Regions from separate parts of the Homo sapiens genome. Here region 1 is linked to region 2. Evidence: chromatin loops called from intact Hi-C (ENCODE). Cell type or tissue: ovary. All regions are shown on one strand. Links, peaks and the distances in the headings refer to the core of each region. The heading gives the core; the rest is flanking DNA.

Region 1 (11,326 bases), core at 2,012-10,011, 73 kb before region 2:
GGATCAATCTTGCTTTTAATCAACGTTTATGGCATGAAAATTGCTTTCTCCGTGGACAGAACCAGTAGTAAACTGGGACTGACAGGCTGATGGTGGGTCTCAGAACAGAGCAAGTAGATGACAGCTCCATCAACTCGATAACCCCTATTAAGCTCTGGAAAGCTTCTGGGAGTCTGCTGATATTATATAGCTAATCTAATAAAGAAACTTTTATGAATAGAGCCCTCCAGTCAGATTCTACCAGAGATGAAATTTTCTGCCGTGTTCTAGCCCTGAAAAAAAAAAAGAAAAAAAGACTTTTTCTCTGTTTCTCCCTTATGTTTGTCATAATACTTTCAACACTTCAGGGTATTCAGAAATTGACCAGAAAGAAACCAGCAAGAAATATGAAAGTTTCAGAGTGAAAGCTCAAGGAATAATGAAGTGCATTCCTTCTTCTGGATGATAGTGCTTCTAAAAGAAAATGAAAACAGACTTGAAGAGCAAACAAAACAGCTTCAAAGGCAGAAGAAAAAAGGGCATCCCAGCAAAGGAAGCCTTAGCCAATAGCCAGCAAACTCAGTGGCTCCTTGAGCAGAGACTGGGATGAAATGAGACCTGTCAAAGGATGGAGTCAAACAAATTCAGTGCAGTCAAGGGGTAACGCACCAAACACCTTGTATGCATATTTTCTTTCAGCAGTGACAGCCCCACAGTTGCTTCTTCTGTGGGCATTAACTGAACCCTGCCTGGAAAATCAGAAAATTAGAGCCTTTTGTTTCTTGTGAGTTACCCAGAGGCCGCAGGCCAGCATCTGATTACTTCTTCCTGCCCACCATCGGAGACAGAGGAACACTCCTCCTTCTCACCTCTTGAGTGAGTTTTGAGATACACACTCAGTCCTGTAACAACTGCATGGGATTTAGATTCTTCTCTGCAACCACACTGTTAGCTTCTCAAGTTCCCTGTCTGTGTCTATTTATTTCTAGTTCTAAAGTGTGAAAAAGTTATGCATGCACCCACTGACCCTTTTTATAAAAGGTCTCAGCTGAACTATTTCATTTGCAGGAAATGCTAGAGTCAAGAAAATGCTGCTTCCTGCCATTTCTCCATCTTTCTGAAGGGCAATCCTTCCAAAACTTCATGATCGTGACCTTCCCCTGTGCCTGTGGGGAGGATTTTTGGACAGATCAGTTATCACCTGCTGGGAAGGAAAAGCCAGGCCAACAGTTGTTTCTCTAACAACATCTGCACGTGTGACCCATGATTGCTGGAGTCAGCATTAATCAACCTACCAAGAGTGGGAGGAAGTAAACAACACATTTGGTTCCATCTAAGTCCACTGGCATGATATAAATTCTAACACTGTCTTCCCAAGTTTAAGGTTTTCCTTCCATTCCCTTTCCAAACTCCCTTCCCTTTCCCATTCCTCTCCAGTTCCCTCCCTCCCTCCCTCCTTCCCTCCCTCCCTCCCTTCCTTCCTCTCTTCCTCTCTTCCTCCCTCCCTCTTTCCCTCTTTCCCTTCCTTCCTTAACTCTAATTCTGGGACTGATATCACATAAAAGAAGTCCTCGGCTACTAAAGTAGGAGAGAAGGAGAGAACTATAGGCTTATGATATTCCTGTTATTCATTTGTAGAGGTAATATATAACCTGTATTCCCTAATATGACAGCTGTAGCCCTAAATGGCATTACACAATTGTTTATGAAATCCCTTTACAAGAAAAAAATAGAGCAGAGGAAAAAAATGAGCATTGCCTGTACAATCCAGCTCTCATTGTGCAGCTCCCCAGGTTCCAGGGATGTTGCAGGGAATTTGAGTCAATTGGGATCATGCTGTTTATAGCAATATGGGCTGTTTTACTTGTTCTACCTCAAAGTCTGGATGCTATCAAACGTTTTTCAGGGCCACTAAAAAGCAGAACATTAATAACTAATTCAGAAAGGCAGTGATCAGCTTTTTATCATAACATGAATGGCTGAAAAAAACCTAGATTTTGCAAAGTAATGTTGTTCTTTGTAACATCTCTTTACAATATACATTATATTCCTTTCTTGCAAAGTGAGGTTGTCATTTCCTTTACTTAAATTCATTTATTAACTGGAGCCCGACTGTTTGTTTCCTGCTTCTGACAGAAAAGATGCATTGGGCAGAGTCATTTATTCAATGATGTTTATTGAGACCCCACCATTTCTTCATTTTATCCTTGTGAAAAATATGAAAAAACAAGGTGCAGTTGAACAATCCTCTTGAACGATGCCAAGCTAAGAGGTCTCTAGTAGAAAGCTCACAGTTTTTTTTTCAATTCTACTTTAATCAACACTTCACTCAATACACTGATGGATGACTTCAAAGGTTTGTTGTTTTGAGGTAAGATTCTTAAAATGAGCACATTACATAGTTGAAAAGGATCACTGATATACTGAGTGGCAACTAAGTCTTAGAAAGGTCTTGATAGACTAGGATTATTGGATGAGTAACTTTATAAAAACTGCTTTATCTGGAAAAGGATAATGTAAATCCAGCGCTGCTGAGAAAGGAGGCGTAGCTATTGATAAAGGCTGGGAAATTTTCATGAAGAAAAGCACAGTAAGAATGAATGACATGTTAATGTTGATCTGCCCAGAGCTGGGGAACCAGGATGCTGTACGGCCCACATCCCCCTTATCACATGGGATTGGCAAGGAGCTGGAGACATTTAATATAGTGAAGGGAAAATATCAAATTGTCTTCAGTCTTAAAAAAACTCTTCCCAGCAAAAGGGAGCAGATGTATTCTTTGTTGTTTCAGAAGATATCATGAACTATGTAGGAGTTATAGGGAGGCTTATTTCAATTCAATATAAGGCAAAAGTTATATCAACTAGACCTTTTCCAATCATGGGGCTGCCTTACAAAGAGCGGGCCAGCTTTCCAGTCAAGTTTAGGCAGAAACTTGTGGCTGTCTGTAAGGATGTATTAGAATGGGTGCCTGCATCAATTAAGAGATGGGACTACATACATTTTCTGGCCCCTTCTCATCTTAAAATTCTCTGCTTTTCTTTAACAGTACAGTTGGTCATCTGTATTCTCAGTTCTGCATTCTTCTGACTGCACAGAAGAATCTTCTAGCTATTAATGCATACAGACAAAAGCAAGTTATCACAAATTTTGTGATCCTGCATTCAAACCTCATTAGAATAGAGGCCCATACAGAAAGGAGGTCATATCATTTCACAATGCTTTACATGAAGCAATTGTTTACTATCTCTGATTTGTAAAGAATGAAAAATTGGATGTCAGGAGCAAAGGATTTTCTTCAAATACAATGTTTATCCATGCTACTTTAGAGGTTTAATTCTCTACTGAAGTTGCATTTACATAAGGTATTAGATATTCTTAATAGGATTTTTCAAGGAACTCAAAACATTGCATTGGAGCATTTGGGGTTTTGGAATTTCTGGAATGTGCCACGTCCGCTAGTTCCCAGTTTGCAGAGACAATATGGGGTGTTCATCAACACTGTGGTTCACACGACAGCTGTGAAGCTAGGCTGCTGGCATTGGAATCCTGGTTCTGTACCTTTTAATTTTTGTGGCCGTGGGCAAGCCACATAAATGCTCCATGCCTCAGTTTCCTCCTTATAAAGCTGTACTAATCAGTGCTGGCTCTGACGATGATGCCGATGAATCACCAGGCCTAAGCTAGACCGATGATACGCTATTGTTCCAGGCAGTGTATTTCCCTAAAAAACTGGAGACCATCTCAATTTGTGTCCAATCTGATCTGTCGTAGAGCCCTGTGGTTTTATGATGCCTATAGCCTTACATAAAGTAATTTGGTCAACAGTATTTACAGAGTGTTTATTTTAGAGGAATTAAAAAATGACTACGGAAGAGTGAGGCATTGCCCCCACATAGCCAACATACACTTTACCAAAAAAGAAGCAAACATTTAAAAATGAAATATAATGAAATATTTTGAAATACACTAACTCATAAACATCCTTTAATTTTTAAAAGTATTTAAGTATGGATATCATCCATAATTCCTTTTCCAAAGAGCACCAGTGTTAACTAGGTTATAACATGAATAGGAGCTTCTTGGACAGTGTTTGCTTTCATAAAAACTATGATTTCCAAGTCAGTGAAGAGGTATTAGTTTGGGCTTACAAGCTGGAAAACAGAAACAGTTTTGCAAGATGTAGCTAAACATGAGATTTACTTTAAAATGCATTTACTCCCAGATGCAGTTGAGAAAGCATAATGTAGAAGAAAACTAGAAGTTATCTCAAAATAATAACAATAATTTCTAAAACAACCCAAACGTATAGTTTCATAGTTTGTAAAACACTTCGAAAAAATACCATTTTATTTGTGCCTCACAACAATGATGTGGGGTGGGCATTAACCTCACTCTAGGAAGAGAAAACTAAGGCTCTGCATAGCTAAGAAGCGTGTCCAAGGTTACAGAGGAAATAGACATCAGAGATGGGATTTTTCACCATGATCTCATTTCTTCAAACCTGGCATTCTAACAAAGCTCATCAAATTAAGTATGAAAAAATGAAATCAATACTCATCTGATATAGCAATTTTCCATCAGACAATCTCAGAATTCCAAAGTCAGAGTGGATTTATTCAGATGCCCATTATTGCTATTTCTGCCTGCTTAGAAACCAGCCCCTCTTCTAGCAGCAGCGGCCTGGCTGTTCATGGGAGGAGGTGCCTCCTTACTCCTCAGTCCACATTGTTCACATGGAGCTAAAACCACCCCTGGTGTGGGACCTCTGTCTTGCTAATCAATCTGTCTGTCTGTCTGTCTCTCTCTCTCTGTCTCTCTCTCTCACATATACACACCCCTTTGCAATTAGCTCAGGGAAGGACACTTGATCCAATCCAGGCTCACTGGAACTGATGGAACGTAATACTGAGACTTTTTCTTTTTTGAGACAGAGTCTTGCTCTGTTTCCCAGGCTGGAGTGCAGTGGTGCGATCTTGCTCACTGTGAACTCCGCCTCCTGGGTTCAAGTGGTTCTCATGCCTCAGCCTCCCGAGTAGCTGGGATTACAGACATCTGCCACCATGCCCAGATAATCTTTGCATTTTTAGCAGAGATGGGGTTTTGCCATGTTGCCCAGCCTGGTCTTGAACTCCTGGCCTCAAGTGATCCACCGGCCTCAGCCTCCCAAATTGCTGAGATTACAGGCATAAGCCACGATGCCTGGCCTGGGACTTTTTTTTTTTTTTTTTGACACTCTTGGAAAGATAGGTTCTCTTTCTTGTAACTTCAAGTTAAACAGCAATTTGGCTTGAATCTCTCCACACGGAGAGGGAGGCTCTTTGGGAAAAGAGCCAACACAGAGGACAGCAGAGCCAAGAGAAGGAGAGCCAGAGAGCAATGCAGCAAAACAGCACCTGGATCCAGGACTCCTGCCCTTTTCTGCTTAAGCCATCTTGAGTTGGATTTTTTGTTACTTACATGCATCTGGAAAAGTCCTTGCTGATAAATTACTTTAGGCCTATACGCACAGAATTAACCAAGACAGGGCCACACAAACAGCCCTATTTCTACTAGATGTTAAAAAACCTTCTTTTTATTTTTTTTACCACTGGAAAAAGAAAGGGAAGAAGGAGAAGGAGAATAAGAACCAGAGAATTCTCCTACCCTTGAAAATTTAGCAAGGGCAGATTATAACAGCCAAAACTGACCTGTGGACCCAAGAACTGGACTGCATGTAATAAGAAACATTCTGAAAATTTAACAAGTGGAAAAATAACCTGCTGGGCCTCTTTGTGAACAAGCTGCTCAATGTCAACAAGCCCAAGGCACCACTAAATATCACAAGGTCAATTCCACTGAAATAGGGTTTTTATATATTGTCAGATTTTTTGTTTAGTTGTTTTGAAAACAGAATATTTTCTATTGATATCTTCTTTTTCTTTTTTTAAATCCATGGTCTGGTTTTAACTGCAAACAGGACCCTTGGTTAAGCACCAGCACATGGAGACAAGGTGGAGACGTCAGAGCTTCTCTAGCAAAACGACTGGAGGTGTTTAGGGCTGACGGGTCTATCAGAATCAACTCTGGCTAATTTGCCTTCTTGATGACCTTGACAGGGAAGAAAACAATCTAGACCTGTAAGATGAGTATCAAAGCCTGAAAAAGAATCCATCTGAGTGATTCTCCCACTTCTTCCAATTATTTGTTTTAAGACTATAGTACAGTATTCACAAGACACTAATCATATTGACATTAGTGTTGCCCAAAAGACACTTAATCATACTGGAATTTCTAATCCCAAAGTTGTCTCAGATAGAGCAGGGTGTATTTGCTAAAAGAAAATTAACTGACCATATTAATAAAAAAGGTGTACAATACATCAGGTTTAAATTCCAAGTATGGAAGCGCTATTTTCCACTTTTGTGTTGGTCATAGCTGGCTAGTGGCCTAGAGTTCTTGGCTTGAAATAGGGCACAGATATCATCAACATTCCAGATGATCTCTGAAGCTCGGGTGTCAGCTTGTCAACTTGACGAGCTGTCAAATCGGAAGCTCCTGACGGAAGAGCTTATTGAGTGCACTCTTGACCTTCTTTTTTGGTTATGTATGATCTGTCTGTGCTTAAGTATTAAGAGTTGCTCTTTAGACCTTCATGGAAGGAAATGTTGAAATCATGGACAAGCTGAGCCTTTCTGAGTAGTGGCTATGTGATGAAAATCTAAATTAAATCTAGGCATTAACTTACGGACATTAAACAAAAAATCTGATGTGACACAGTAATAGGAAAACTTGTTTAGTTTGGGGAAAAAAACACTCTCTTTTCTTTGAGACAGAGTCTCCCTCTGTCACTCAGGCTGGAGTGCAGTGGCACCATCTCAGCTCACTGCAACCTCTGCCTCCAGGGTTCAAGCAATTCTCCTGTCTCAGCTCTCCTGTCTCAGCTGGGACTACAGGCATCCGCCATCATGCCCAGCTAACTTTTGAGTCTTTAGTAGAGACGGGGTTTCGCCATGTTGGCCAGGCTGGTCTCAAACTCCTGGCCTCAAGTGCTCCGCCCGCTTTGGCCTCCCAAAGTGCTGGGATTACAGGCGTGAGCCACGGTGCCTGGCCAAAAAAGCCACTTTCCAAAATGCTGTTCCTTTCTTGGTTGTGCTATTTTCTGAAAACTGATTCTGTAAATTCCAGTAATGCCAGAGCAGTGGGTAGAATTTCTGGGAACAACAGGCCTATTCTCTCAGGAAAAGTATATAAGAGGAGAAGTTACTGTCCTACTTCTTTCCCAGACATGGCAAAGTGTTTGCCTCATGGCTTTCTGGGATATCCATGCTTTTTAAGCTAACAGTTCTGTGCACAATATATTTCCATAAAGTTCCAAATTTCACTTAAAGAAAAAAAAGCCCTCTCACTTGATATTTTATCTAACAATGTTACAATAATAACGTGTTATTACCATATGATATTTTTTGTTACAATTTTGTAACCTGAATTGGTAGAGAAATATGGCATCCATTCTCTGCTTTCCCTGGCTTTGACATCATTCTACCCAGATCCCTCTGCATCGTGATATATGCTCCTTGGCAGATGATGTGTTTACACAATTAAAATAATAAAAGAAAAATGCAAATTCCATTCTCAATCTACATGCTAAATATGGGTAACACTGGAACAAAAGATGGTCTTTATAGAATGCTACAACCACCGGAGCACTTGCCCTTCAACTCTCTTTGTCATTAATTGGCCTACAATGAGCAGGGACCTTTGAATTAGGGACTGACAGGTGATGGGTCTGAACCGATAGTCATATCTGTCTATATAGTGCTTTACAGTTTAGAATATGCTTTCATATAAATTATCTGATACATACAGGCCTGAGAAGCAGACATTATCCACATTTTAAAGACAAAAAAATTGAAATTCAGAGTCACCACATAACTCGGTCCAGGTCACACAGCCAGAAAGAAACCAAATCAGAATTCCAACCGAAGAAGCCACTAAGAAAACAGCATCGACTATTTGGAGAAACACCACAAGCAAGAATTTGTTTGTAGACAGAGTTAACCCCACACCTACCTACAAAGCTTTTCACAAACATGGGAGACAGGCAGCGTTCTGACACACTGTGCAGGGTCTCTGCTGAAGGATCAACAAATAACCAGTGCAGTTTTGCATTTAAGGATTTCATGGTGTTAACCACGAGTTGATTCAATCAGTTTCCACTAAACTACTGTGATTTTCTCTTCTGCTTGCTGTGCCCACATAAATGGAATCTATTATGGCACATGAGAAATTAGTATTTGTTGAACTGTTTTTAAAATATTTTATATCATTTTAATACAGAGGCAGGCACAGGGCATCAGGGACTATAGAAGAACAAGGATAGGGTTAGGCAGGCCAGGGCTTGAGTCCCAGCTCTACCATTTACCAGCTGTGAGGCCAAGCACTCACCCTGTTTGGCAGATGTGCACATAGGCTCTTGTGAGGATTAAATAAGATACTGCATGTGCAATCCCAGGCATGAACCTGGTCACAGCAGTGCTTCTGTATGGCTCAGCTTCTACTTCCCTTCCTTTAATAATATCAAAACAACAAACCTTGGAAGAACTAAAATGTAATATACAAAATGCTTTCAAATAGAGAAGTAATTGACCTAGTTGTACTTATTAATACTATTTAGATTGAGAAATATTAAGCTTGCAACTGAATTAATTTTCTAATAATTTAGAAAAAGTGTCTTTAGTGCCCCCAGGTAATACTGCTTTTTTTTAAATCTTAGGCAAGAGCATTCAAAACATAAAGATTTTATATTACACACTATTCTCACTAATATTTAAGCTAAAGTTTATGCAAAGATATGCATTTCTTTTACTGTTGAGAAGCCTTTGTTTTGTGAAAATACAAGTACTATTTCATTTTCTCATACGTTTTTCTGTAAATGGAAGCCTTCTATAAATGGCTTAACTTGCAGCATTTGGAAACTTTTTTTTTTCTTGCATGAGTTTGGAGAATGTGGCCTTAACCTTATTCATTCCATCACTCTCTTATTGTTCATTTTAAGGGTACTTCGACTTCTAAATATCATTCAAGAAAACTTCTGAAGACTGCAATTAGGTCCTAAATACTGAAAATATTTTCCTCCTTCTGATATATTTTCCATTTACTATCTCATTTCCACATAACTCAGAATTAAAAGCTGATCTGCCATGTGCTGTACACACATTAATAGTGTGTAGGACACCTTGTTTGTGCTAAAATGAGATAACAGATGTCAAAGTACTTTGAGAATTTAAAATCACTATGCACATTAAGGTATAATTACACATATGTGAATGCAACATTTATTTATTAGGGGTGTGGAAATTGGGGAGTGTTTCAGAACTTCTGGGCTAATGAGTCCAGTTTAGAATTACAGGCTGGAGAAGCTATGTTTTCAACATGATAGGAAACCCATCATTCAGATGTATTTATATCATTACATTCAGTTCATGCTGAACTCAAATTTTGTTTCTTGCATATTCATTTAAAATAATTTGATGCCAGAGTACTGCTTATATCAGAATAATAGCAAACAATACTCACAATATTTGCAAATCCCCTGTATCCCAAGACAGGTATTTTAAATATTGTTTCAAATTGAAAAAATCAATTAAACCCCATTCTAGTGTTTTATTTTAAATATCTGCCAACAAATTTAACAGGTAAAATGGACATTAAATTTATCTCAATTTAACTTTAAGCATTGCTTTTCCAAGTTAAGCAAAGCACCTCCAAACATCTGGTAAGCAGACCTCAAGAAGGCAAAACTCCTAATGAATTATTGCGGCCACCAAGAACTTAAGGTTTCTGGCCCAGGGCTAGAATTCCAAATCACTCTAATGGTAGCTCAGCTAAACTTGAAGTAGAGGGGTTTCTAAGAACATAAATCTGTCCAGGTGATTTTCTCTCAACTGCATTCTCATTTCTTTTAGTAGGTAAGAAAGAAAGCCTGAAGGTGGACTTTTGCATTTTAGTGGGAAATGGACTGGTTAGGCAAGCATTAACCAAGCTACAGTAAGCTTCTTGGGAGAAACTCCTTGGGAAAGAACTGGAGGAATGGAGCTCCAGGTTGGAAGGAGGTATAACTGGCTGCTTGCTTGCAAAAATTTTAATTGCTAATTCAAGTCTTTAGGAAGACCCAACTCGATTGTCTAAACACATAACTTCAGGGGAAAAAGTATGGTCTAGAGAGATATGACAGGTTTTTAAAAAAGTATATAAATTTCAAAAAGTATTACAGCAAATGACCAAAAATAAGGTAGAATAAGAAAAAAACAAACATCAATTGAGTAGTTGAGTGGTGAAAAGTCACATAAATTGAATTATTCAACAACAAGATGACAGAGTATTTCATATTTTGACAGGTTAAAGCAGTATTTTTAAGAGGTATGCATTCATTGCTCCATGGGTTTTGGCCTTCCATACTAGCGATCATGCTCAAAACTGCAATTAACACCACCCAGAGAGTTGCAGTTCCAGAATCCCTTTTTCTCATTGATCAGATTCCTGTGGTGTCATCTCCTATTTTCTCTGCAGCAGAAGTGCTGTATTGAACAGCAGGCTTTTAGAAAGCTTCTAATAAGCTCCTGATGGCTGATGGAGCCTGTGTGTCTAGCAGTCACTCGATCATCGTTAGTACTCCACATGAGGGGAATGCATGCGTGCACAGGTGCTCTAGTTCACTACGTCCCATCAGCCTGCTTATCTCACTCTGTTTTCTGCTTTTAGGCTTTTTTCACCTGGCCAGATAAAAGCCCATTCCATTTTCTCAAGGCAAGACAATTCTCATAAGGGATGCATTTCTGATTGGAGTGACCCGTTAAAAGATTTGTGCTATTTGGTACTACTGCCCCTGCTTTCGAAAACCTCAGGCAGCATGTAAGGGTGCAGTCTTGCTAGGCCACCTCTGAGTGTTTATACATAGGTAGAAGGGTAAGTCGTTTTTTAAAAAAACCCTGCAGTATATGGAGAAATTTCATAAATTATGTGAGCAGCTGAGAGAGGTAATTCTGCTATACTGCGGTTGACACAGTCAATAATAGCTAATGCTCATTAAAGAACTATACTCCCTTACCCAGGGAAGAAATGGGCTCAGAAAAGACCCAGTTCATATTAATACACAAAGACAACATGGCTCAAAGTTAAAACAAACCACATCTCTGAAATGCTGTCATTAGAGAAATTTAACCACATATGTGACTCGAAAATATAACAAGTAACGAAATAAATGAAAAGTTTGGGGGGAAAAAGCTTTCAGATGCCCTATTTAAAAGAGCACCAGTGAAAACAGTAATAAAAATTAAAAGACAATACCTAGCAACAGAGAAAGATA
Region 2 (11,326 bases), core at 2,023-10,022:
TGGGAATGACTTGCACGTAGTTGTAACTGCAACAGGTGGTATGTTTTGTGAATGCTTACCTGTCATTACTTGAGTCACTGTTTGTGTCAAAAATGTAAAAGAGGAACGAGTTTCTGGGAGGTATTAGGAAGAGAGGGGCTCAGAAGGAAAGGAATTAAAGAGGACGTGTGATTGGAAAGATATCTGAGATAAGAGCAGCGAACGAGAGGAAAGAAGAAATTAGTGATGAATGATCAGAAGAAGACAGGGAAGACGACTTCCTCCTGCTAGCTACTAGGAAATGTTATCTTCCAAGACAGCTTGGTTCCTGTCTAGAGTAGCTCTGGGTGGGTAAATGGAGGGAGGGCCAGTTTGTAAATAACGCTGAAATTTAAGAGACTATATATTATCTAATTTGAGGCTTTGTCCCAAATTTGGTTTGGAGTGAGTTTTTATGACTAATCTACCAGTAGGGTGAAATAAATAGCATCATTCATATCAGGAGTACCAACCAACCCCATAAGAGATATTGAAGAGACAATGCCAACCTTCCATTCTGGAGTAAAGCTATAGTGCAAGAAAACAATTTGAACCAATTATTTTCATACTAAGTTGACAGTTAAGACAGAAAAAAATATATATATTAAGAGCCAAGAGATACTGCATATGGTCTGCAAGTCTTTTCTGGAGAAATGAATCATGAAGATAAAGAGAACTGGCTTATTTTTACAGTTACATTTTATATTTCTAGAAAAATAACTACAACATGGTCTTGATGTCTAAACATAGGGAAATGAGACTTTTATGAACGTTACACAACACAAAACATACCACTTGTTGCAGTTACAACTACGTGCAAGTCATTCTCAAGCCTTAACTAAAACCAAAAACAGATAATAAAACATATAGTTACAAACATTATTCTAATTGAACTATACTTTGAAAATGACTGAATGCTCAAATATTCTTAAAATACAATGTTCTCTTGCCAAGAAAAGAGTGTTGGTCTTAAAATGGCCACAAAACCTAGCCCCGTCCCATGTTACTAGAGCTACAGAATCAAGCACCCTCCAAATATATGGCCAAGCAGCCTTGGAGGCACCTAATGAGTCCAACGCAGTCTTCCCATGTGTCTCAGAGGCTGCTGTCTGTAGTGACAGAGGTGATAGAATATGGTAAAGTTGCGTATCTAGGAAAATCTCAATGTAGTCCCTGATTTCCCAGAGAATGTTCTTGTGGCTTATCCTCTGAGGTTAGTAGTTTCAGTTTAGTACATTAATTCCAAACACTAAAGAGATGAATCCATTCAAGTCATTTACAGAAAAATTGTTTTGAGATTTACCCAAAAAACAAACACACTATAAAGAATTTAGTAACAGAGAAGATTAGAACTTGCACTTTTGCTTCTGCTGGTTCAAGTTTTGTTCTGATATTCTCTGCATTTCCTATTTCCATATGAGAAAACCACCAGTACATCTTTGCTGTGTGAATACCAACACTGAGAAATATTGGCCAAACATAAAGATTTTTAGAGAATTAATTTTTGATATTCATCTAAACAAGCCAATATATTCTCACAATTTTTTAAAGAAAAAAAAAAGAACTCAGCTTAATCATATATTTGACTTCTAAAAAATCATCTCATGATTCCATGAAGATAGAGAAAAAATCAGATGAACAGGAATGGTTTTCATTTCACACTGGAATTATAAGAAAGGTTAATTTTTGCATAAAAATTACATCTACATAAAAATAATTTCTGGAACAATGCATTATTGACAGTTATGTGGGAAGATAAATGCATTCACGTAAATGTTCTTTCTCAAGCAAATTACTAAATATATTGACAGCACTGCACTTTGAAAACAACCATTTTAAGGCAACCAAATACATATACAAGAGTAAAAACATTACATATAATAGCCAATGTAATGTTTCACTCAATGCATATTCACTCAAATATGCATACTTTTTTTCAGTTTATTGATATATACTGCTATTAAATTAAATAGCAAACACTTATGCTTTGTTGTTGGCTATTGCCCACAGAAGGAAAAAAATGGGTAGTCAACTGGAGCCTATTCACACTTCTGTTAATTACTGGTGGTCCATGGAAGATGTTATAGTTTGATTACTAGCACTTGTAAATATTAACCAAGTCTAAGTTACTGCTATAAAATCCAAAATGTGTAAAAACCAAACACACCTATACAAATACAAATGTTTTACTCATGATCGTTAATGACTTTAATCAAGCAGATCTTCTAATTAATTTTGCTAATTGTTCATTCCTCTCAGGACATTTATTGGTTTGATGGATATTACTATGACATATGTTGATGCCAGCATCTGGTCAGAAATGAGGGCATCAATAAACTCTCCTTGGTGTTTCTACAGAATGTGCCAATGCTATAAACACTGTCAATGCCACAGCATTTATTTCAATATAAGATTTTGAGAACATGTCTGCCTTTCATTTAGAGAAAGGATAAACCTACTTCGAAACACACGGTGCTCAAATATGCTTATTCAATGAATGGTGCAATGAGAATGGCTTGATAACAAACTGGAAAACATCTGCCAACATTTAAAATAGAATAATAACATCATAAACGATTATTAGGAATGGCTTCCCCCACAATGTACTCTGTCAATTTATACCCTATTTCGAATATGTAGACTAACTTTAAACAAATATAGTACCGCTATCTTAAAGGAAGTGATCCCCTAAACATTTCTGACCAAAGGTAATCATATGCAGTAAATTAATAGACAAGAAATGCATCAGAATTCGATTCATGTATAGAAATTTGGCTAAACTTGCAAACTTTTATGTTGTTAGTAACTATTCAGAGATTATCACTTTAAACTGCTGACAAATAAGTGCACTTATGCAGTTTTATTTTTAAAAACTAGTTATCCCAAAATATCATATTAAATAATACACCATGCTGTATCTATATTTCAAAATTATTTTAATGGAGATTTGATCTCCAGGTAGAGGCAAAACACTGTTTTCTCCTTCTGGCCCCCATTAGGGAAACTGTAACAGTATGGTTGTCTCCCGTTTCTACACATGAATCTATTGTCACTCTACTGTCATGGCTTAAGAAAAAAATATTGCTTCTACTCAAGGTGCCAAACTGCACCAAGCAAAGTAACTCCAATGCAGTAACATTAAGTTTGGCAACTGCAGGACAAGGTTTCCATCCTTGAACAAGGAGCACTGATACTTCACTATTTTGCCCCCCAACATCATATTTCCCCCTGCATTCTGAAGGTTTTTTTAAAAAATATTTGTAACAATGTTTTTGTATGACACTGGCATCAAGTCTCCCAGGCAGCATGCATCTGTTTTAATTTCATTTGTATTCGTTACTCCTTTCTTCTCTATCTGAGTCCAAGAGAATCACTGCTAACACACCCAGCACTACTCAGGATAGACAACGACAGAATGAAACACTTCTGAGGAAGCCTTTCCGGTGGCATAATGCCAGCACTACTCATTATAGCCTATTTTATCACAGAGCCGTCAACATTACGGACTCGAATAACCCAGATACCAGCGGCATCCCCTTGCACGAGCTCATCTGCGGAGTACAAGGAATACAGATTTGGAAGAAACCTCTGAGAGGTTTTCTAATCTTTCCTCTCTTCCTTCTGACTTCTAACTTTAACGTGAGCCCACCCCAAAGAAGAGAACTAGACTCTCTTAGTAACTTGTGCAAACCTTCAGAAAAGTCTTAGGTTGTACCTAAATTCCTCATGTTGCCATTCCAACACTATTTCCTGTAGTTTTCCCTTTCCAGATGCAGGAGTCCACAGAGCAAGTATCCTTATAAGTGTCTAAGAATCATCAAGCAATTCCAAAGTTCCCGTGTCTCTAATCTACTGATCCAACGTGCCCGGCGCACATAAGCAGCACCGCGACTGAATTTCAAGTCTTCTCAAACTCACACCTCAGTTGCTCAGAGAGGAGAAATGCAGCGAGGACTCGCCTTCCTGGCCAGTCTCTGAAAACGCGAAACCTTCCTGAGCTGTCCATTTGTTTTAGGGGCTGTTTATAAACGGCTGGTTTTCTTGGAGGAAAAATAAACAAATAAATACGGGGCGATGGCAGCATCCTGATAAACACAGGACCTTGTTTGGCTTTTGGCAAGTTGTAACCTGGAGTAAAATCACATCCAAGTTACAAGCACGCAAATTGGAATTTCGCTGGAAACACTGACCCGACCTTCACCGAAGCAGCAAATCGCAGTCTCTGCTGCTCTGCTCCTGCTCTCCAAGGCTTAACATTGGAAAGTCCATGCCCACGTCCCCCTCTAATTAATCAATGTAGAAAGAAATACGAGGGAAGAGAGAGGGAGCACACTCCACACCAACCTTGCCAGCTTCTATTCTTCCTGCTATTCCTTAAAGGCGATGCACAGCGCACCTGGAAATTACGTGGACTTGGCATGGCTTTTTAATATTAAAGACAAACGACCTTTGGAAAATATACACTGTTAAAGTCAAACCATTTGGAGAGACACCCAGCAATTTACCTCCTCAAACTCCTCGGAACCCCAAGAATGAGGAAAGGAAATGGAAAATGCGCTTAACCCGGGGGTGGTGGGGGAATCGATAACCAGAACAGGTTTGAAAAAAAAAGCCCCCCTCCCGCCCCCTCCGTAGAGACCGCTAGCTGAGGCTGCAACACCTGCCCCGGCAAAGCGTCTCCGCAGCCTTCCCGGCTTGCCCGACTCGGCTTCCTCCGCCTCTGCCCCGGCTGCGGCACCACTTCTTGGAGCCACGTCTCGGCGAGCGGGGGCCGCGGAGCGAGGGGGCCGCTGTGCCGCTACTCACCCGAGCCGCTCGGGCTGGCCGCGAGCCGGGATCCGCGAGGGCTGGCGGGCTCTGGCCCCCGAGGACGCAGACATGTGGCTTGAACCTCCGCTCCCCTAGCCGTTGCCTCTGTGCATCTTTCTGGGCGCCCCCAGCGAATGCGAGCGGCGAGGCGAGGGCGAGCGCGCCGAGGAAGGGCGGGAGAGGCGCGGAGCTTGGCCGCGCCGCGCTGCGCCGAGCGCCGGGCTCTCCCCGCGAGCTCCCCGGGCCCGCGCGCGCGCCCCCCACTGCCCCCGCCCCCCGCGCGGCGCGTGCCCCCCACCCCCCGCCGCGCGCCCTCGCACCCGCCCGGCTCCACGCGGCGCGCGCCTGCCCTGGCGGCAGCGGCGGCGGCGGCGGCGCGTCCTCCCCCGAACGCCGTCTCCAGGGCTGCTGGCTGCGCTCTCCATTGTTCCGCGGCTGCTGCCCGGGGTGGGCGGCGAGGCGGGGGGGAGGTGTCGGCTTGGCCGCCGGGGAGGGCTTACCGCTCGGGCGGACCCTCACTGCGAGAGCGATGCGGGCCCAGGCGCGGCGCGCGGGGGCTGCAGGGCGCCTAGCACTGGGGGTTGCCGGCGCGCGGGGGCCTCCTCCTGGCTCCCAGGCACTCGCTGCTGCTGGGCGCCCCTCGCATCCTCGGTTACTATGGATATCTCGCTCCTCCGCCGCCCCCTCCGCGCACTCCGGGAGGCCGCCGGGGCGGTAGCAGCGGCGCGGCTCCGCGGGTGCCCAGGTGACCGGCTCGGCAGCGGCAGAGCAGTGGCAGCAGCCGCCACTGCCGCTGTTACTGCGGTCGCCGCCGCTGGAGAGAGGAGGACGAGGAGGGCAAGGGGCAGAAGCAGGTCCTGCTCTGTCTGCCCCAGAGGCCACCTCGGGTTTCTTCTCACTAACCAAGCGACTTCGTGTTTACCTCGCAGGAGACGCCTCGGCAGTCCTCAACTTGTGTGCGCCGGTGGCCCTCTCCTGTGGGACTTGCGTTCCAGCTGTTCTCAGAGCGGGTATGATCGGCCTCCAGTAGACTTGGAGGGTCACGGGTGAGATTTTGATAAGGTTCAAATACTCCTCACTCCTGCCTCCGGTTTCCACCAAAGTTACCATTGTACTACTACCAACAGTTGTGGAAATTTACTTTGGCAAAGGTTTTGTGTTTTTGTTTGTTTGTTTTTCCCCCCAAAAATTATGCCAATTAAATCCGACCTTAAATGACAAGGCTTTTCTCTCATGTTTAAAATCCCATTTTTTTCCCCTTGCCATAAATAAATAAAAATAACTTGTGGCTTACAGGCTGCTTAATACCACAACATTTTAATGAGCATGTCAGGTAACCCACAGGCTTCAGTTCTTTGTTGCTTACAAGTTCCATCCGTAAGTGTGAGTTGCTCACTTAGTCTGGGGTAACAACCGCAGATTCCCACAGAGAAGAATCAGTGTCTTAAAACAAGGTAATACCAACCCAATGGTCTATGAATAGGTTGGAATGGCGGTACTTTAAGTAAAAGTATAAAGAAATGGTTAACATTATGAGGAACTTCCAGCAGTACTAATAATCAACCCTGTTGTTCAGGAGACATTCACTTGCTAAACTTTAAGGCTAGGCATTTACTGCCTTGAAAGCAAAGCAAATGAAGATTTTGACCAACTGCAACATTCAGGCTCTAAAATAGAAATATGAATGAATTATTAAATAATAGGTAACATTTACTGAGCACTTACGATTTTCCAGGCATCTGTGCATTATCTCATTTAATTCTTACAACTCTATGAAGGTTTCATTATATTATCCTCACTTTACAGATTAAAAAAAAGGCTTAGATCTGCAACTGGTAGTTTTGGAAGAACATTCTTTTCCTTAAACAGGAAACTCTAAATGCCCTCTGTTTTGTCCACCTTTGTGCCACTGTCTGCTTCTGTGAGGGTCAGGATAATAGTATACCTGAAACCGCCCTTTTAGCAAGCGGCAGGGCCAGGACATAAGCTCAGACTAGATGTCTAATTCACTTGCTATACATGTAACATGTAAAATAAAAAAGACCTGCATCTTGACTGGTGTACTCTTTGATAAATGGGACCTGATTACTTGATGGAGGCATGTTTGACTATCTTTGTTTATGACATTAGCAAACTTTCAATGGGTTTGGAAGTGAGGCTATTTAGTTCTGTGTCTTACTCTGCAATCCAGACACCTGTGACTTGAGGTAAAGTAAGTGTTTTCTTGGTTTCCCAATCATGAGAGTGACCGAAGAATGACATTTTCCAGGTCATCATTCTCTTGTGGATATTGTTCTCTGATAACAATATTGGGCAATCTCAAAGAGCTGTCATTTCTTGGCAGTGAACTACAGGCTATTTGGAAAGGAGGTGTAAATCACTTTTTCATCATGTCCAGTCCTCTGCACTCTAGAGTCATTTGGGATGTTTTGTGTCTGCACTACCTCTAGAGAATGATGGAAATCTAATTCTCTGTCAGCTTTTCTACCTGGCTAGTGAAAATGCTTCTTGGGAGAGCTGGGAGGGGAAGTCGCTGTCCATGGTGGTCGTTACTGAAGCCCCATTCAGCAAAATCGGTTCATACTCTAAATACTGGAATCCTGCTTAATTAAACTAAGGAGCTTCTGCACAGCAAAATAATAAACAGAGTAAACAGACAACCTTCAGAATGGGAGAAAATATTTGCTAGCTATGCATCTGAAAAAGGACTAATATCCATAATCGATAAGGAACTCCAATCAACAAGAAAAAAAAAAGCATTAAAAACCGGGCAAAGGACATGAGCAGACATTTCTCAAACGAAGACATACAAGTGGCCAACAAACACATGAAAAATGCTCACCATTGCTAATCATCAGAGAAATGGAAATTAACAGCACAATGAGATAGTCTCACACCAGTCAGAATGACTATTATTAAAAAGTCAAAAAATAACAGATGTTGGTGAGGTTGCCGAGAAAAGGGAATGCTTATACACAATTGGTGGGAATGTAAATTAGCACAACCCCTGTGGAAAATAGTATAGGGATTTCTCAAAGAGCTATAAACAGAACTACCATTCGACCCAGCAATCCCAATACTGGGTATCTACTCAAAGGAAAATAAATTGTTATATCAAGAAGACACCTGCACTTGTATGTTTATTGCAGCACTATTCACAGTAGAAAAGATATGGAATCAACCTGTGTCTATCAGTGAATGCTTGGGTAAAGAAAATGTAAATATACACCATGGGATACTATGCAGCCATAAAAAAGAATGAAATCATGTCTTTTGCAGCAACACGGATGGAGCTTGAAGCCATTATCCTAAGTGAAATAAAACCAGAAAATCAGTACCACATGTTCTCATTTACAAGTGGGAACTAAACAATAGGTACAAATGGACATACAGAGGGAAACAGTAGACACTGGGAACTCCAAAAGCAGGGAGGATGGGAGGGGACTGAAACTGAAAAATTACCTATTAGGTATAATGTCCACTCTTTGGGGGATGAGTACACTAGAAACCCAACCTCACCGTTATACAACATATCCATGTAACAAACCTGCATCTATAAAAATAAAAATAAAAAATAAACAGCTGTTAATTTTGCAAAATAAGTAAATATTACAGTCTGGAAATTAACTTCATCATGGCACTAATGAAATTTGGTGATATTCTCCAGTACTGTATATTAAAACATAAAGATCTTATCAGTATAATCTACTGGTTGGAGTAAAAACATTAAATAATTCACAGGAGAATGACTTTTTACTCTATGGCACTAAAATAGCCCCTATTCATTGTCAAATTTTAGATATTTTTAGGTACCAGAACAGCATAAAGGGGATAAATCATTTCCTGAAACCCTCTCACCTTACAGCAAAGAAAATAGCTACCTATAGAGGTTAACCACCATAATTAGAAGCAGGCGTAAAACCATGAATTCTTGCCACAGAATCACTTATCATGATTCTGTGATGCACCAGGATATTGAATGTCAGAATCATTCTTTCTTCAGTAATTTCATTTTTTTGCTTAAAAACAATTTCCAATTTATGTCATTTGAAAAACAGATAATATATAGTCTGATGTAATATGTAGCTCATGTTCATTTATGTGGAGTGTATCTAAATCTTATAATATTCTAGCTGTATTAAGTAATATTGTTTCCTGCAAAGTGAGACAGTAGAAAAAACTCTTATGGTACCAATTTCTGACCACTGTAACCCAGTGAAAAGCAAAGCATTAATTTCATTACAGGTCATCAAGAATGCAACCGTCAACATAAACTGCTTATTTAAGAGCAGCCATTTTCTATCAGAAAGGACTAATATTAAAATTCCCCACTTTCCTATATTCTCCCTTTGTATTAAAAAATTATCCAGGGGACCATGTTGAATATTCCAGTCTCAAAAATCCAAAGATGGTGGTAATTTTTCTAAGAGATATGTAAGGCCCTTTGTAAGATTTAGAGGAATAGGATTTTAAGAGTTTATTCATTTGTTTAGTAGTAGTATAATGCAATAGTTAATCTCCTGACTTTGGAATAAGACCTGTGGATTCAAGTCATGGGTATTTAACTTAATTGTTTTGTGATCTTGAGTAAGTTACTTTTTTGAGCCATGCTGTTCTAATTTGTGATATGAATGTGATAATAATGTAAGCTACTTCACAAGAGTTGTGGTTGGAAATAAATTAGATTACCAATATGTAGTACTTTTCACTAAGTACCACACTACTTTTCACTAAGTACCACACATTGGTAATATCATTTGGCCAGGTTAAAGTTTCCATTTACTCAATCAAAGACTAATCTAGGTGTTTCTGTGAAGGTATTTTGTAGATGCAATTAAAGTCTATAGTCAGTTGACTTTAACTAAAGGAGATTATCTTAGATAATGTCATTCAACTAGTTGAAAGTCCTTAAGAGCGGCTTCCCTGAAGAAGAAATTCCACCTGTGGACGGCAGTTTCGGCTCATCCACAAGAGTTTTCACCTGCCCTTCCTAATGGCTTGCCTTAGCTCAGTCTTGTCCAGCCAGTCTCCACAATCATGTAAGCCAATTCCTTGCAATAAATCTTTTTGTATATGTCTCCTACTGGTTCTGCTTCTCTGACTGAACCCCAACTAACACACCATGTAAAGCATTAACTATAGTATCTGTGACATAATAAACACTCCAAAATATTAGTTAATTTTTTAAATTAACCCTTATTGAACATCTCTCACATTTATAGCACTGAGGTATACACTCTGATAAAAATGTCTGAGAGCTCTGAAATAGAATAGGGATAGATAGATACTTATTGTCTCCAATGATAGTAACCTCAACCAGGAAGGGATTTAATGTTTTAGTAAAATTTCCAGGAAAACAAGGGAAAAGTGCCAATGGGTTGATTATTCCATCTGGAGCTATGTAGGGGAATTATGCAAATTCAGTATGAGGCCAGTTTCCTGGGTTAGGAAGACAATGAACAAAAAGGCAGTTACTGTTTTCTCAACAGATCCATATAGATGTAGCACCTGAAACTAGACACACCAGTTTCCATGGATCAACCATGGAATTCCATTCTGTAAGAAAAATTTATTTACGACTTGGTCTTAAGCCAATTGGAATTATATACTTGATAACTGCCTTGAGATTCTTGGAGGAAGAAATACGCTCATATTTAAGAGTATTAAAGTAAAAGATCTTTCTTATTTCAATGTTAGCTTATCTTAGTATTCTACATTGTTAGATCTTTGAATTTGTTTTGTGCATTTTTAAGCAAGGAAAAAATACTTATATCACTAAAAAGCAGGCATAGCACAAACCTACTTAAATAGAATCTGCCTCCGTCCTTCAGAATTATAATGCCAAACTTACAAAACTTAAGGCTGGAAATATCTCAGATGAGTAAACAAACCTCAGGGAGGTAGTCTCAGATATAAATAGGATTAAAAGGTGATGAGAAAGTAAGAGAGAGTGAGAGCATGCCTTTTGGTTTTATATTAAAGCTCTGATAATTTAGAGTGAATCTTAGAAATAGAAATGTTTTAAATTGTGTGTTTGCAGGTGTGTATGTGTGTATTCACTAAAGACAGCTGTCCCATGATCCTTTATGCCATAATAGTAATTTTCTCAAAGGCAGTGCTATTGCTGTAAAAATACTTTTACTCATTATGCAAAGATTTATTGAATACCTGTGATGTCATATGTCGAGCTGGTTGCTAAGGGATAGGAAAGTAAATTAGAGATGGACTCTAATCTTGTGGAACTCTCTCTGGGCAACTCTAATTTATCCTTATGGATTTCAACTAACACGTGACTTTCTCTAGGAAATTTTTGTACTTCCCTTGCTCTGCACTGGCCTAGGCAGTTCTCTTTTGCTCTCACAGTAACTTTGCTTCCACTAATATTGCATTTATCATTTTTTTTAGTAATTAGTCAATTGCTTATAAATCTCCCTATAAGACTGCATGAGGTCAAGGACCTTGTTTATGTGAACCTCTATTTTTGCTCGGCTCTTGTCCT

The links. Peaks named below come from ENCODE experiments on the same cell type or tissue, not always from the same donor. Only the 100,000 strongest peaks of a DNase experiment are listed, where the experiment ranks them.
Region 1: a loop joins it to region 2, with 2.6 times the contacts of the local background. A loop is called at or near these places in 3 of 110 quality-filtered maps.

Annotation. Positions count from the first base shown.
Region 1 is chr12:98,816,721-98,828,046 of GRCh38, forward strand. All of the region lies in intron 19 of ANKS1B (ankyrin repeat and sterile alpha motif domain containing 1B), which reads right to left. Among named protein-coding and RNA genes, the nearest start is that of APAF1, 180 kb to the left of the region's middle. RefSeq lists an enhancer at 7,621-7,790. In ovary, for the core only: no CTCF peak of the experiment used is centred there; a DNase peak (open chromatin) is centred at 5,341; H3K27ac peaks cover 659 bases.
Region 2 is chr12:98,889,806-98,901,131 of GRCh38, forward strand. All of the region lies in intron 17 of ANKS1B (ankyrin repeat and sterile alpha motif domain containing 1B), which reads right to left. Among named protein-coding and RNA genes, the nearest start is that of APAF1, 250 kb to the left of the region's middle. RefSeq lists an enhancer at 4,764-5,263. In ovary, for the core only: no CTCF peak of the experiment used is centred there; DNase peaks (open chromatin) are centred at 4,780, 5,357 and 5,753; H3K4me3 peaks cover 1,157 bases.